Linked DNA regions of Mus musculus: regions 2 and 3 are each linked to region 1. The links are chromatin contacts, found by Hi-C or POLR2A ChIA-PET in ENCODE. All regions are on one chromosome and are shown on one strand. Each heading gives the region's core, a stretch centred on a gene start or an enhancer-like site at or near the end of the contact. The rest is flanking DNA. Distances are from core to core; before and after follow the strand shown. Region 1 holds the start of Padi2 (peptidyl arginine deiminase, type II). Region 2 holds the start of Padi3 (peptidyl arginine deiminase, type III). Region 3 has its middle 5.2 kb from the start of Padi4.

Region 1 (4,228 bases), core at 489-2,988:
ATTATGCTGAGAGATTACCTATAAGCTCTCTCGAGGCAGGCAAGCCACCCTTACCCTGTGTCCCCACCCAGGTTCCTGCACTGCTACTGTCAGGAGCTATGCACCCCTAGGTTAGTTCTGACAGCGTTCCTGGAAAGATAAAATAATTTAATTCTAATGCTTTGGGAAGTATCATTTGGGGGCAGTGTGGGGCACAGAAACCACGTAACTAATGAGTGCACCACACACCGCCGTCGTTTCTGCCCAGCTGGGTAACCACAGCCTTTGCCTGATCGCACAACCCTGGCTCTGCTGGGACTCACTTGCTTGACAGGAGACATGGAAGGAGTGAGTGACATACAGGACCGTTCTGCCCGTGTTGGAGGTGGGAACTCTTGCTTGCCTGCAGAGGGGTCCTCAGACCCGAGCCCACCTTAGCAGGGCAGGGGTTCCCAGTCTGGTGCCTCTTGGATTCTTTCCCACAAGCTGCCTCCTGATTGGAGAACGCTCTCCCAGGGACCAATCAGAAGTTAGCAGCTTCTCCCAGGATCTGAACCCCAAGCCTTTCAGGAGACAGTGACCCCTCTGGCTGAGATTCTGGCTCTCTGCTTCTCCACCCACATTCCTCCTAGATCCCTGATACCCAGGAACAGCTGGGGTCTTTACCATCTCCTAATTTGGGCATCTGGAGGAGAAGGATGGAGTCGAGGGCCGCTGGGCGTGCCTGGGCATACCTATGAGCAATGCGTTTAATTCAGTGTGCCCTTTGCTGGGGCTCCCTTCAGTCCCCCTCCCTCTCCAACATTCACCCCTCCACCCGCCCTTCAGTCTCCATTCCCTTAACGAAAAAGCCACTTCCTCAAATTGCATAGCCCCAGGGTTGAGTTCAGAAAGAAAGGGCCTGAGGGTGGGGTTCAGAGTGCTTCAGACCCCACCCTGCCACTAGATGTCACGGTGCACCTTGGCCTTCAGGACCATACATTGACCTCTACCTTGGCACGTCTTTTGGTGTCGCAGGCTGGAGCCCTAATCCTCTGCCCCGTCAGCCCATTGTCCTTCAACCAGGCACATCCTCCCAGCCACCGGGAGCCACCCAAATCTCCATCCATAAACACCACACAGATCAGTCCTCTCCTCGCCAGTCCTCTCACGCCCCATCCGGGGTCTTCACTACTGGCTCCAGCTCAGTATGCTCAACGCTGTCTGGGGCAGCCAGAATGCACTCCCAGATAGCCCCATTCCAGGCTCATGCTGTCGCTCTCATGCCTGGGCTTAGCATTCTGGTCCCTGCCAGGGCCACAGTTCCCCCCACTCCACCCCACTCCCTATTTCTCATGGCAATGTGGATCTAATATGGGGGGTGTCCAGCTTCCAGAAGGTGTTCAGGAGGCTCCTCTCCACCCCCTGGTGTTGCCAAGATCTTTAAGAAGCCTCAGGGTTTCCTCTGAGAAGCATTCTCCGGCCCCAGACTGGCTTTGGTTGCCACCTATTCACTCCTGCCCTGTCCCTTCGGCTACTCCTGCTCGCACTTTCTGCCCCTCGGAGCTGGAGGTGAGGGGGAGCGTCCAGAAAGGGGAATTTACTGAATAAAAGAATGAACAAGCCAAACACGGAAAACAGGAATTGACAACTTGCGGGCAGAGGGGCTTGGAGGGCGGGGCCAGGCTTGACGGACGGGTTTGCAGATCCAATCCAAGAGGAGTCCGGCGGGAAGCCCCGCCCACGCCCCGCCCCCGGCTGCTGCTTAAGGCCGCCGGCTGCTCGGCAGCGAGCGCAGGCGCAGCAGCGGAGGGCTTACCTGCAGCAGGTGCTTATTCCTGGGAGCAGCACGGAATGCAGCCGCCTATACGGGAAAATATGCTGCGGGAACGGACCGTGCGGCTGCAGTATGGGAGCCGCGTGGAGGCGGTGTACGTGCTGGGCACGCAGCTCTGGACCGATGTCTACAGGTGAGCCGAGAGAGAGTTACCCTCTCACCTACCCTTCACAAATCTTGAGACCCTGGACCTGGCTCCAGTATCCAGGTTGCCCCTCAATTCGAGATCCTCAGAAATCCAGAGAGAGTCCAGGCCAGGATCCACTTCCATGCAATCCTGAGGCCCCTCTAAGACACACAGTTACAGCCCCTGTCACAGCCTCCTCTCTGAGACTACTCCCTAAATCTAGCCTTCTCATGACTGGTCTTTCCAGCCCCTCTCCTGGGTGACTTTAACACACATGGGCTCTCTGTAACACGCCCCTTTCACTCCCCCATTCCTTCTTGGCTGACCTTTCACCCCAGCCCAGCCTCCTCCACCAGTGGACTGCCTACCCCTGCAAGCAGAAACAGCCTGGGATGTGCTGGGGACTGACTTGTCCAAAGGGGAACTGCCCACGTGGAATCTGGCCTGGTACTTATCCGATTTCACCCTCCGGGGGGTTGCTGGTGGTTGCCTGTCCCGGGGCACTGGCTGTGAGCTGTGTCCCCAAATACCTTTCCTGACTTCACCCTGAGATCAGAGAGGGGTCACTTTCCACCCGCTATGGCCCTGGGAGCCAGGGCCCGTTTCTTCCCCATTTTCTCTGCCCACACGCTCGCTCGATGGGGGTCAGGGTACCTGAGACAGAAGGCTGAAGGAATCTCGCAGAGTGTGTCCCACAAACCCAGAGAAACTGATAGGGTATAGTGTGGGACCTAGGAAAGGTGCTATGGGGAAGGAGTAGTCTGAGCAGCCTGAGAGGCCACACTGAAGCCACCATCTGCTCCGAGCACTCTCAGTGTTCTGCCTTGCGAGGGAGGAAGGGCTTCATGCTGGAGGGAGGGGCATGCCAGATTCTGTGCCTGTACATCCTCTATGGGCCGTGTTCCCAGACCATTCTGACACTAAAGCGCCTGACTCTCCCGAGCCTCCCAAAGCCCACCTAAGCACCCCCTCATGCTCTTCTGCCCGCTCTCCAGCTCCTTCCCACTGCTCGGCCACTTCACAGGAGGCCCCGGTTCCCGCTGGTCTCAGCAAGCCTAAGACGGGGCCCCTCTCTGCTCCTTTAGCCCTTAAGCCTCAGCCCCAGCCTCCACTTCACCTGGGCCTGGACTTCAGTGGGCCTTCATATAGACCCCAAAGCAGGATTATAACACAGGGGTGGGGTGTGGTCTAGGCGCCAGTGGCCTGGGAGGGTGCCCATCTCTCCCCACTCCCTGCTCTGAACTGGGCATTGCCAAGGGGTAAGCCAGGATCCTGGGCCCTAAGCCACAGTTGTCACCATGCCTGTCAGCTTGCCTGCCGGGGCACTGTGGGGACTCTCTGAAAGACTGGCATGCTGCCTCTGCTGGGGGCTAAGGAAGAAAGGGGGTCTGTGCCTAAGTCCTTGTCCTTGCTCCACCTAAGCAGAGAGAGGCCCAGCACAGTGGAGGGCAAGGGGACAGGTGTCCACTAGCCTCAGCCAGGACTCAGTTCACAGAGAGTTCCCCAACACCAAGAGTCAGCACAACCTAGACCATAACCTGCCCAGAGGAAGCTGTACGCAGGCCACCGTTGTCATTGCAAATGTTGTAATAGTCTACCTTTAAAAAAATAAGTTAACCAGACGTGGTGGTACACACCTGCAATCCCTACACACCAGAAGCTGTGGTCCGAGGACCACAAGCCGAAGGCTCATTCATACTACATAGTGAGTTCCAGCTCAGCTGGGGCCGCACAGCATGACCCTGTCTCAGTATACCCCCAACACATGCATGTGTACCTCAAAAAGGAGAAAAAACAGCCCGTAATCCCAGCACTGGGATGGGAGGCAGAGGCAGGAGGATCGCTGTATTATTCAAGACTAGTCTGGTCTACATAGTGAGTTCCAGGACAGCCAAGGCTACACAGAGAGACCTTGTCTCCCACCCCACCTCTAAGAAACACTCATAAAAGTTATTTCTTGTAATTAGTACTGGAAGCTGGGTGTGTGGTGCATGCCTTGAACCCAGCACCTGAGAGGCAGAGGATGTCCACGGATGGAGCCCTGTGAGCTTGAGGCCACGGCAACCTCCCGGCCAGACAGGGCTACCTAATAAGACCCTGCCTGTCTCAGAACAACCAAAAGAAAAGAAAAGGTGGACCTGGAGAAGTGACTTAGAGGGTAAATGTGTCGCTGTTAGCGTGAGGATCTCAGCTTGACCCTCAGGTTCCCATGTAAAAAGCTAGGTGTGGCTGTGTGCTCCTGTGCTCTGTGGGGAGCAGAGACAGAAGGTCGCTGGGGGCTTATCAGCTCGGTTCCAGGGTCAGTG
Region 2 (4,422 bases), core at 964-3,463, 96 kb before region 1:
GCCACCTCTGACAGGTTAGTTAACCTCTCTGGGTTAACCTCTGAGATGGCGAGGCCGCTGTGGTAAGCTGGGGCATCTGGGTAAAATACTCAAGACGACGCAAGCCACCAAGAGCCCACTGCCCAGTCACATCACTGGTTCATCACATTACAGAGCCAGAGGCAGAGTCCCCGGGGAAAGAGCGTCCCAAGATGAGGCAGCTGGGAAGTACCAGAGCCAGCGCTGAGCCACCATCCTGCTGCTCCTGGTTTGTAGGCTAGGGCTAGGATCCGGGAAGAATACCCTAAGATGTCCAGTCTTGCTATCCCCTTCCAAGACACAAGTCGCGGGCTGTAGAGATGGCTCAGCCATTCGAGGCAAGGCTCACAACCAAGACACAGGTCATCTCTGCAACCCTCACTGGACAGCGCCTGGCCGACACTAGAACAACCCTTCACTTCTGAGCATCCCCAGGACGGCTGTACACCAACGCTCAAAGAAGCCCATGCCCCGTGAGTGTGATACTCTATTTCCCAGGGGGATTGGCCATCACTATGTGCAGAAATCCTAGAAAACACCAAAGCCCTGCCACCACCCATGACTGCCCCATCCCCAGTCTTCTTGGTGAATCCCCATCATGGCCCTAGTCACTCAAGTTACCCCCAGCCCAGCGGCTTGCCTCCCACCCAGCCCATCCTCCACCCTCGAAGGCACCTCTGAGAGGAGCAGGAGAGGGAGGGGGAGGAGAAGCTATCCCCAGCTCCCTGGACAAGTCAAACCGGAGATATATCTACCCAATGGGCACAAGGCAGCTGGGCAGTGAGTCACCCCTATGGGCACGCAGCCCTGGAGCAGGCTGTGGCGCCAGGCAGCATCCATCCCACTTCCTGTCCTGCCCGAATCTTTGGAAGCTAAAGCTACAGAGACTCCCCTCTGCATATCTCACAGTCCACCTACCCGCAGCCAGGAGCTAGCTCCTGGCATGCAGCTTATCTCGGACTTGGTTATCTCCTGTGACTGGCAGCTCACTCCTTCCCTCCCTACCTCAGACCCCAACCGATTTCACTCCACACTTGAAACTCTTACTTCTGGATGTTTGTTCTCAAAGGGTGTGAAACTTTGGCCCCTGGGGCATACCTGACAACGTCTGAGTTTTGGCTGGCCCAGCAGGGTTGGGAGCACTGTCGGCCCCTGGCAAATGAAGACCAAAGATGATTCTCACAGTGTTACAGTGAGTGGCACAGTCCCGCAGGGACTTCTGGTGGCCCAGTGCTGAAGCCACATCCAAGATGGGGGCAGGAAGGTCTGAGAGGTGACACCCTGATCCCTGCATCCTTGGAATCTCCTCAGCTCAGTCTCAGAGCTGGGACTCAAAAGCCTAAGAAACCAGCCCCGGTCCTACAAAACCCCTAGCCAAGCCACCCTGGCCCACAGCAGCCACAGCGCATAGGTGATGAGTGACCGTGGATCTGAAGCCCTGGGGCTCCAGGGGCTGGGCAGCTAGACACGAAGTCCTTAGTAAGTCTACAGTGGGCTCAAAGCTCAGCTTTGCCTCCAGGTGACATGGGCTAATGGCTCAACCTCTCTGTGCCACCACTGGTACTTTGTGAACATCACCTGAGATAGTGTTAACGTCAGGGCTCTTGTCAGGGTGGAGTCTGAGAAACTGTGACCAGCTCTGGGGACAGAGCTTGGCACCTTAAGTGCTAGGTCCGTGAGTAGATGTGGCCTTTTAAGAAATGACTTGATTCTCCCTGTGCTCATAAGGGGTTGGAGGATGAGAGTTCAGGTCCCTTCCCTTTCTTGTGACCAGTCTCTTCTAAGGACCCTTAAACCGAGAAATGAGCCCATGGCCCCAGAACTGTCTAAGTCCAATGTACGGAGCTCAGCTCTGCCTGGATCCTCAGGTTCAAAAACCCTGCTGGGAACGGGGCTGACTGCAGGAAGGACCCACGCTTCCCACAGTGGGCAGAGGTTCCCAGGTTAAGACTACAGATGAGGCACCGTAGGCCCAGCCTGTGCCCTGAGGAACACAGCTCCTAGCCGTGAAGGCCCACGGACTCCACACGACGAACCCCAGACCCTCCAGAACCAACTCTTACCCATAAATGTCCACGATGGTCTCAACCCCTGCCACACACACAGCGCTGGTGGGGTGCTCCAGAGACACACGCACAATCCTCTGTAGAGACATGCCGGCCTAGGATGGGGGCTTTGGCCACCAAACCCAGCACTAGCCAGAGGTCCCCCAGGATGTGCCTTTAAAGTACCCAGCTCCGCCCCTCCAGCTCAGGGCGCAAGCTTATTGGCTCTAGCTCTAGAAGCCCAGCCTCTTCTCAGAGGCCAAAGAGCCAATCCTCTCTTCAGGACTGGCCGGAAGGGTTCTGATATTTGCATATGAACCTGGGGCTCCCACCCCAGGGCACCCAAGGAGTTAATTTCTACCTAGAGAGAAAACAAGTCCCCACAGGTGCTTGGCCAGCACATCTGGGGTGGTTAGGGGGAGGGGGAGGGGGAGGACACGCAGGGGAACCCAGGGCTTTGTCCTGGCCTGTCTCTGTCCTCTTGCCTCTGTTTACACTGCTGGAAGGGCCGCTGAGGATGCAGGATGCAAGGCCCCACTTCACCCTGGTGCAGGCAACCGGAAGTGCAGGTGGCCCCTGGATGCTTCATGCAAACCTATGAGAAATGTTGGTCTTGCCTCGCTCCTCCCCCTCTCCCTCCCCCTTTCCCTCTTCCTCCCCTCCCCCCTCCCCCCCGTTCTTCCCCTTCCCCCTGCCTCTTCCCCTCCCCCTTCTCTCCACCCATCTTCCTCTCTTTTTATTCTCTCTCTCTCTCTCTCTCTCTCTCTCTCTGAGTCTCAAATACTCCAAACTCACTATGAGGTTAACAACAGTCTTAAACCTCAGATCCTTCTGCCTCCCAAGCGCTGGGATTACAGATCTGCACCACTCTACTCCATTTTATCTGGTGTTGGAAATCACACCTAGAGCATTGTGTGTGCTAGGCTCTACCAACCGAGCCACATCCCCAGCTTCGCCCCCCTCCCCATCTATATGTATTTCTAGATCGGTCTGATTTTTACATTTCTGGGAGAGGTGGTGCCCACCTGTGCCGTGGCACCTGTGCAGAGGCTGGAGGACTTGTTTCCTCCTACCAGGTCCATTCCAAGTCGTCAGGCTTGGTGGCTAGCACCTTTACCCACTGGGCCACCTTCTTGGACCTCTGCCCGCCTTTCTTAATTAAAAGCTTGGGTTGTAAGACTAGAGAGAGAGTGAGCTTCCTCCTACCTCAGGGTCTTCCTGGTGGCACTTCACACACACACACACACACACACACACACCTTACTTCAGCCCACCACCACCACCAATTGAGCCCTGGCTGAGGGGATCACAGCTGGGCAGTTGTAACGTGGATATGGGCTCACTTTCCTAAGGCTGATGTTGGAGGTCAAACCCTCCCAAGGGGGTAAATGATACAACAGTGACCAATGTCATCAGGACCAAGAATATCAGCGTAGGTTGCCCTCTTGTAGATGGGGAAACTGAGGCAAGAGGTATCTGCAAGAACAAGGACTCTGGGCAGGGGAGTCGGGTTTGATCGGCTGCACCACGTACTGACGGGATTCCATCTCTTCTCCTGGGGCTTGTTTCCTCAGGTCTAGAAAATGTGGCCAGTCACCCGCTCGGGCAGAGATAATGGCTGTGGAGGCTCAGAAGTGCTGAGTAGAGTCCCTCCTCCCAGCTGCTGCCCCCCCAGGGCAGGGCAGGGACCAGAACCCACTCACTTCCTAGGGTCCTCCATTTGCACCAGTCGGAGGCTGACATTTGGAGCCTATGACTGTCCCCTCTGCGGTGGCCCAGGGTATGGAAAGGGCATTCTCCAAAGCAACCCGAACCCAGGGCATCTGGTTTCCAGCAAATGGCGTCAGTGTTAGATAAGAACCAGCACGCTTGATAAAGTTCCAGACATCCTCCCTGACTGTGGGGGATGGGTGGAAAGAGTGGGTAAGCATCCTCCAAGGGTGCTGGCACATTGTGCTGGGGACCTGATGAGCCTTGTGCTAAAATGTCTGTCAAAGGGAATAGTCTGAGATCACAGCAAGTGTGTAAGATGAAAAGAAGCGATGTTTCCGAAGATCAGACCACCAGGCCTAGGGAACTCAGCACCGGAGTCAGGGCTACGGAATTGCGTTGACCTGTCCTGGATCCCGGTGCCTTGGAGCATCGCCCCCTTCTGCCAGCCTCCCCACCTCTTTCCATAAAACCAAGGGAAGAGGAGAGGAAGAGGAAGAGGAAGAGGCAGGTCCCTCCTCGATAGTATCTCAGGCAGGCGGGGGGGGGGGGGGCGGCGCGGGGGAGTGGCCATGGATCAAGGATTCTGTCGAATCAGCGGCTGTCTGGCATTCACCTGCCTCAGCCCAGGAAGCTGCTCAGCTGACAA
Region 3 (4,412 bases), core at 1,600-4,099, 130 kb before region 1:
CTTTCAGACATCACCAAGCTCCCCCATTGTTAAAGCAGGGTCACTCATTGTTGTTTGTGGCTCAAGGGTCCTGTGGTGTAGAATGAGCAAGCTGGTAGTTACAGAAGTAGCCATGGTGCAAGCCATGCTTGCACTCCTTGGCTGCTCTCCTGCTCTCCTAGGCGCAGTGTCTGTCTGTCTGTCTGTCTGTCTGTCTGTCTGTGCAATTCCTCCTGCCACTGGCAAATACATTATCTTCTAGGTCTCAAAGATTCAAACCTTGGCTTCTTTAGAATGTTATTGTTACCAAACCTGGGGTCATAGTCTATGTGACCCAAGAAGCCAGGTGGAGCCACCCGATTTTGAGAAGCCAATTAATGCAACCACATAACTATCAAAAACAAACAAACAAACAAACAAACAAAAAACAGGAAAAGGAGATCTAGTTAATGTGGCCACTCTAGAAAGAGGGTCAAAGAAATACAGTGAGCCTCTCAAGTCCTTTGTCAGGGTTCTGAAGTGAGACTGAAATTTAAACATCGGGCCAGAGACAGCGGCTCAGCGAATAAGAGGGCTTGCTGCTCTTGCAGAGGACCTGAGTTCGATTCCTGGTACCCACAGGGCGGTTTACAACTCTCTGTAACTCCACTTACAGGAGATCTGACGCCCTCTTCTGGCCACTGTGAGCCACACACAGAGAGACACACAGACACATAAATTAAAATAAAATTTAAAAGTTCATTAACTTTTAACTGGAGGGGCAGGGATCTGCACATCTAAGCATGCCATGATCCCCGCCGACCGCTGACCTGTCATTATCTGGGCTCCAATTTCTTCAGAAGGGGAGTCTAGTAAGTTGTTGGCACAGTGGGAAGTCTTTTCTGGGAGACGAGTTCCCAGCCTTTTCCTTTGCCTACCACAAGGTACCCAGGGGGATTCCAGTGTTGGAGTGGCCCACCATTTCACTAGTCTGATAGTCAAATGGAGAGACGCAAGAGTCTCTAAAATATCCTTTTCTCTGGCAGGCCAGTTACATTTTGATGGCTGGCTAATATGGCCCCTGAGTACAGAGAATATTCCAGGGCTACTGGCTGTACCCTGAGCTCCGGGTGACTGTCTCACTCCTAGAGAGAAAGAGTCTGTAAGATCACACAATGAGAATCCAGCGCTTGTTCCACCCCTGACGCTCAGATCTGACAGTGGAGATGTAACACAAAGGCCAGAAATAAGAGGTTGTTCTGGGCTGGGTGGTGGTGCTGGTGCACGCCTTGGATTCCAGTACTGTGGAGGCAGAGGCAGGCGGATCTCTGTGAGTTTGAAGCCAGCCTGGTCTATATATCAAGTTCTAGACCAGCCAGGGCTACATAGAAACAAAACAAAACACACTCATAAATGAAGGCATTTTTCAGATGCACTGGTGGGAACGTCAGGTAGACGGTTACAGGAGCCCAGGGAAGCTCTGCCCCAGGCCTCAGAGACTGTCTGATGACACTCTGAGCGCTGAGGTGCTGAAAGCTAGTGGTTTCTTACATCACATCCCCAAAGACCTCAGTGACAGTCACAGCGGGTCACGTCAGGTGCTGGTAGGTGAGGAGTGGCCATCACGGGCACTAAAGAGGGTACGAAATAAGTTTGCTCCCAGATCTGTAACTCCAGAGAAACTGGTACTCAATGCTCCCCACAGGCACCTGCAACACTTGTGCTGTGTATGAACTCATGAAGGCACACTACACGCTATGCTGGCTAGCCTTGTGTCAAACTGACACAATATAGCGTCATCTGAAAGGAGAGAACCTCCATTGAGAAATTCCTGAGATTCACCTGTAGGGAATTTTCAGACTTAGTGAATGGTGGGAAGGCCCAGACTATTGTGGGCGGGGCCATCCCTGGGCTGATGGTCCTGGGTTCTATAAGAAAGCAGGCAGAGCAAGCCATGCAGAACAAGCCAGTGAGCAGCATCCTTCCATGGCCTCTCATGAGCTCCTGCCTCCAGGTTCCTGCCCTGCTTGACTGAGTTCCTGTCCTGACTCTTTCAGTGATGCACAGTGAGTGTTACGGAAGTGTAAGTCTAACAAGCCCTTTCCTTCGCAACTTGCTCTTTGGTTACAGTGTTTCATCTTGGCAGCAGAAACGGTAACACACACACACACACACTATGGAAGGATGCTGCTCACTGGCTTGTTCTGCATGGCTTGCTCTGCCTGCTTTCTTATAGAACCCAGGACCATGCAGAGGGCGTTGGATCCCCTGGAACTAGAGTTACAGGTGGCTGTGAGCTGCCTGGTGCTGGGAACTGAACCTGGGTCCTCTGTGAGAGCAGCAAGTGCTCTTAGTCACAGAGCCATCTCTCCAGTCGCCAAGGAGGAGGAAGAGGAGGAAGAGGAAGAAGAGGAGGAAGAGGAGAGCTGGGAGCACACAACCATAAATAGACACACACAATCACAGATAGACAGACAGACAGACAGACAGACAGACAGACACAGAGAGAACACACAACCACAGTCAGAGAGACAGACAGAACACACAACCACAGACAGCCTGACAGGTGGAGGGAAGGAGGGAGAGAGGGAGAGAGAGAGGGAGAGGGGGAGGGAGAGGGAGAGAGAGAGGGGAGAGAGAGAGAGAGAGAGAGAGAGAGAGAGAGAGAGAGAGAAACTCTGTACATATGCTAATGGGCTCACGGACTCTGGCACCCAGCTGGGGAGTTGGGAGGAAGAACCCTGACTAGACTTCCAGTGTGACCCAACCACCTCCTCTCCCTTTTTAGTCCACTAGCTGTCACCAGGATATGTGAAACTATTGACACAGCTGTCCTCCACCCGCTCACTCAGGGCCTCTTCTGGCCTTGGCATGGCGGCGTGATTGACGGTGCGATGTTATCTTGCTCTCGGAAGCTCCAGGCAGCTGGCCCCTTGCCAGCAGCATCCCAGAACTCCTTCTCTGTGCGCTGCCCAGTTGCCCAATGCCTGCCACGAGCTCAGCTTGATCTGCTCACGTGCGCATTCCACATTCTCCTTATCAGCCACCGTCTCTTAAAATCCTACAACATACCAATCGTCAGGAGGATGTGCAAACCTATGGGAACTTTAAAGACTGCTGAGCTGAAGTCTGCGCTGACGTCATGCAGCTAAAGAACCGGCCTTTAGGAGACGTCTGTGGTCATGTCGTCCCTGACTGTGCCCCTCCACCCCAGCCACAACCGTGTCAGCCTTTCCAGCTCTTATGTCCTTGTTTTTCTTTATGGGTTTTACAGTATTGTTTGCGCTTGCCTTTGTGTTGATGGATGGATACCCTATGCCTCCGTGACTAGTTTCTTTAATGCCGTGCTGTTAGCGGGGTTCATCCATGTAATCAACCGTGTGGGGTACAGATGGCCCACAGTCTGTATGACCTTTCACCCCGCGCATATGAAGCAATACAGCTATGCATCCTGCAGGCAGCGGGAGTTCAAGTGTTTGGCTAATACGACCGCTGCTGATGGATTTATATGTGTGTCCTGGCGACAGCTTTAGAGCTTCTCCAGTTATACACACGAGTGGCATTTCTGGAGCAGGCTGTGTGGCCACTGCCAACGTGACATGCCGCAAGCCCTCTTTCATGGTTGTACAGACTCATGCCATCAGCGGCTGTGAGACTCCAGCTGCCCTGTACTGTTGCTGACCTCGGCTACAGCTATGCAGGGCTGCTTGTCTTCTCTGCATCCGAGGGAGTATCATACATCCCGTTTGTGTCCCTGTGTGATGTGTGGGACGGTTGGAGGATGTGAGTGTGGAGGTCAGAGGACAATTTTCAGAAGTGGCTTCTCTCCTTTCATCATGGGAGGTTCTCAGGATGGAACTCAGGTGTCTCTGCTTGGTGGCAAGCGCCTTGATACCTCGCTAGCCCCCTTTGAGCCTATTTGAGCAGAAAGTGAATGGACTCAGGCTTGGTAACGTGAGGTTTCTTCTAGATCAGTGGCTCTCAAAGATCAACAGCATAAAACAGGTATGAAGGTGAGCACCTGTGATCCCAGCACTTGGGAGGGGGAGGCCAGAGGGTCAGAAGGTCAAAGTTATCTTCAGCCAGTCTGGGCTCCAAGAGACCCTGGGTCTAAGGAAATAAATAAACCCCCAGGCTTTCCCACTGAGCTGAGTAGAAACTGAGCCCATCATAGTTATGAGGGCCGAATAGCTTGGGTGAGGATGGACAGGATTTGCATGCAGCCGGGTTTAGGAAATGAATAAGTCCGATCTTTGGGGTCTGCCGACTCCCATACTCCTTAAAGAATACAGATGACTCATGTCCCTCCTAACTTTGGGATGAAGAGAGAAGCCTGGTTACCAGAAGTCTCTCAAAGCCACAACTGAAGAGTGGTAACTAAGGACCCTGACTCCATGTTCCCTGTTGGAAGGCCACTCATGCTGAAAAATCTCATTGGTGTTCTGCCTTCCAGC

Evidence for each region. Hi-C counts contacts between places; a loop is a spot of excess contacts on that map. ChIA-PET counts read pairs that join two places held with the same protein, here RNA polymerase II (POLR2A).
Region 2: a loop to region 1 is called in a map of heart, with 2.2 times the contacts of the local background. The contact joins the promoter of Padi3 here to the promoter of Padi2 in region 1. A Hi-C loop is called at or near these places in 16 of 37 maps with a recorded cell type or tissue (CH12.LX, adrenal gland, gastrocnemius and 3 more). POLR2A ChIA-PET finds 5 or more read pairs at or near these places in 1 of 5 experiments (embryonic stem cell).
Region 3: a map of mouse embryonic stem cell shows a loop between it and region 1 (2.5-fold over the local background). The contact joins the enhancer-like site here to the promoter of Padi2 in region 1. A Hi-C loop is called at or near these places in 28 of 37 maps with a recorded cell type or tissue (CH12.LX, CH12F3, ES-E14 and 11 more). POLR2A ChIA-PET finds 5 or more read pairs at or near these places in 1 of 5 experiments (embryonic stem cell).

The regions. Positions count from the first base shown.
Region 1 is chr4:140,904,622-140,908,849 of GRCm38, forward strand. It overlaps Padi2 (peptidyl arginine deiminase, type II), which reads left to right and starts at 1,739. Exons shown (of 16, transcript NM_008812.2): 1 at 1,739-1,928. The coding sequence starts at 1,813.
Region 2 is chr4:140,808,435-140,812,856 of GRCm38, forward strand. It overlaps Padi3 (peptidyl arginine deiminase, type III), which reads right to left and starts at 2,214. Exons shown (of 16, transcript NM_011060.4): 1 at 2,082-2,214. The coding sequence starts at 2,173. Gm13032 (predicted gene 13032) reads left to right here and starts at 2,559. Exons shown (of 3, transcript NR_045944.1): 1 at 2,559-2,669.
Region 3 is chr4:140,777,185-140,781,596 of GRCm38, forward strand. No RefSeq gene overlaps it. Among named protein-coding and RNA genes, the nearest start is that of Padi4, 5.2 kb to the left of the region's middle. Within about 2 kb of position 2,850, at least 1 of the 3 ENCODE cell types and tissues checked has a DNase peak (open chromatin) inside an H3K27ac peak, as active enhancers do; it is heart, where a contact is called at or near this core.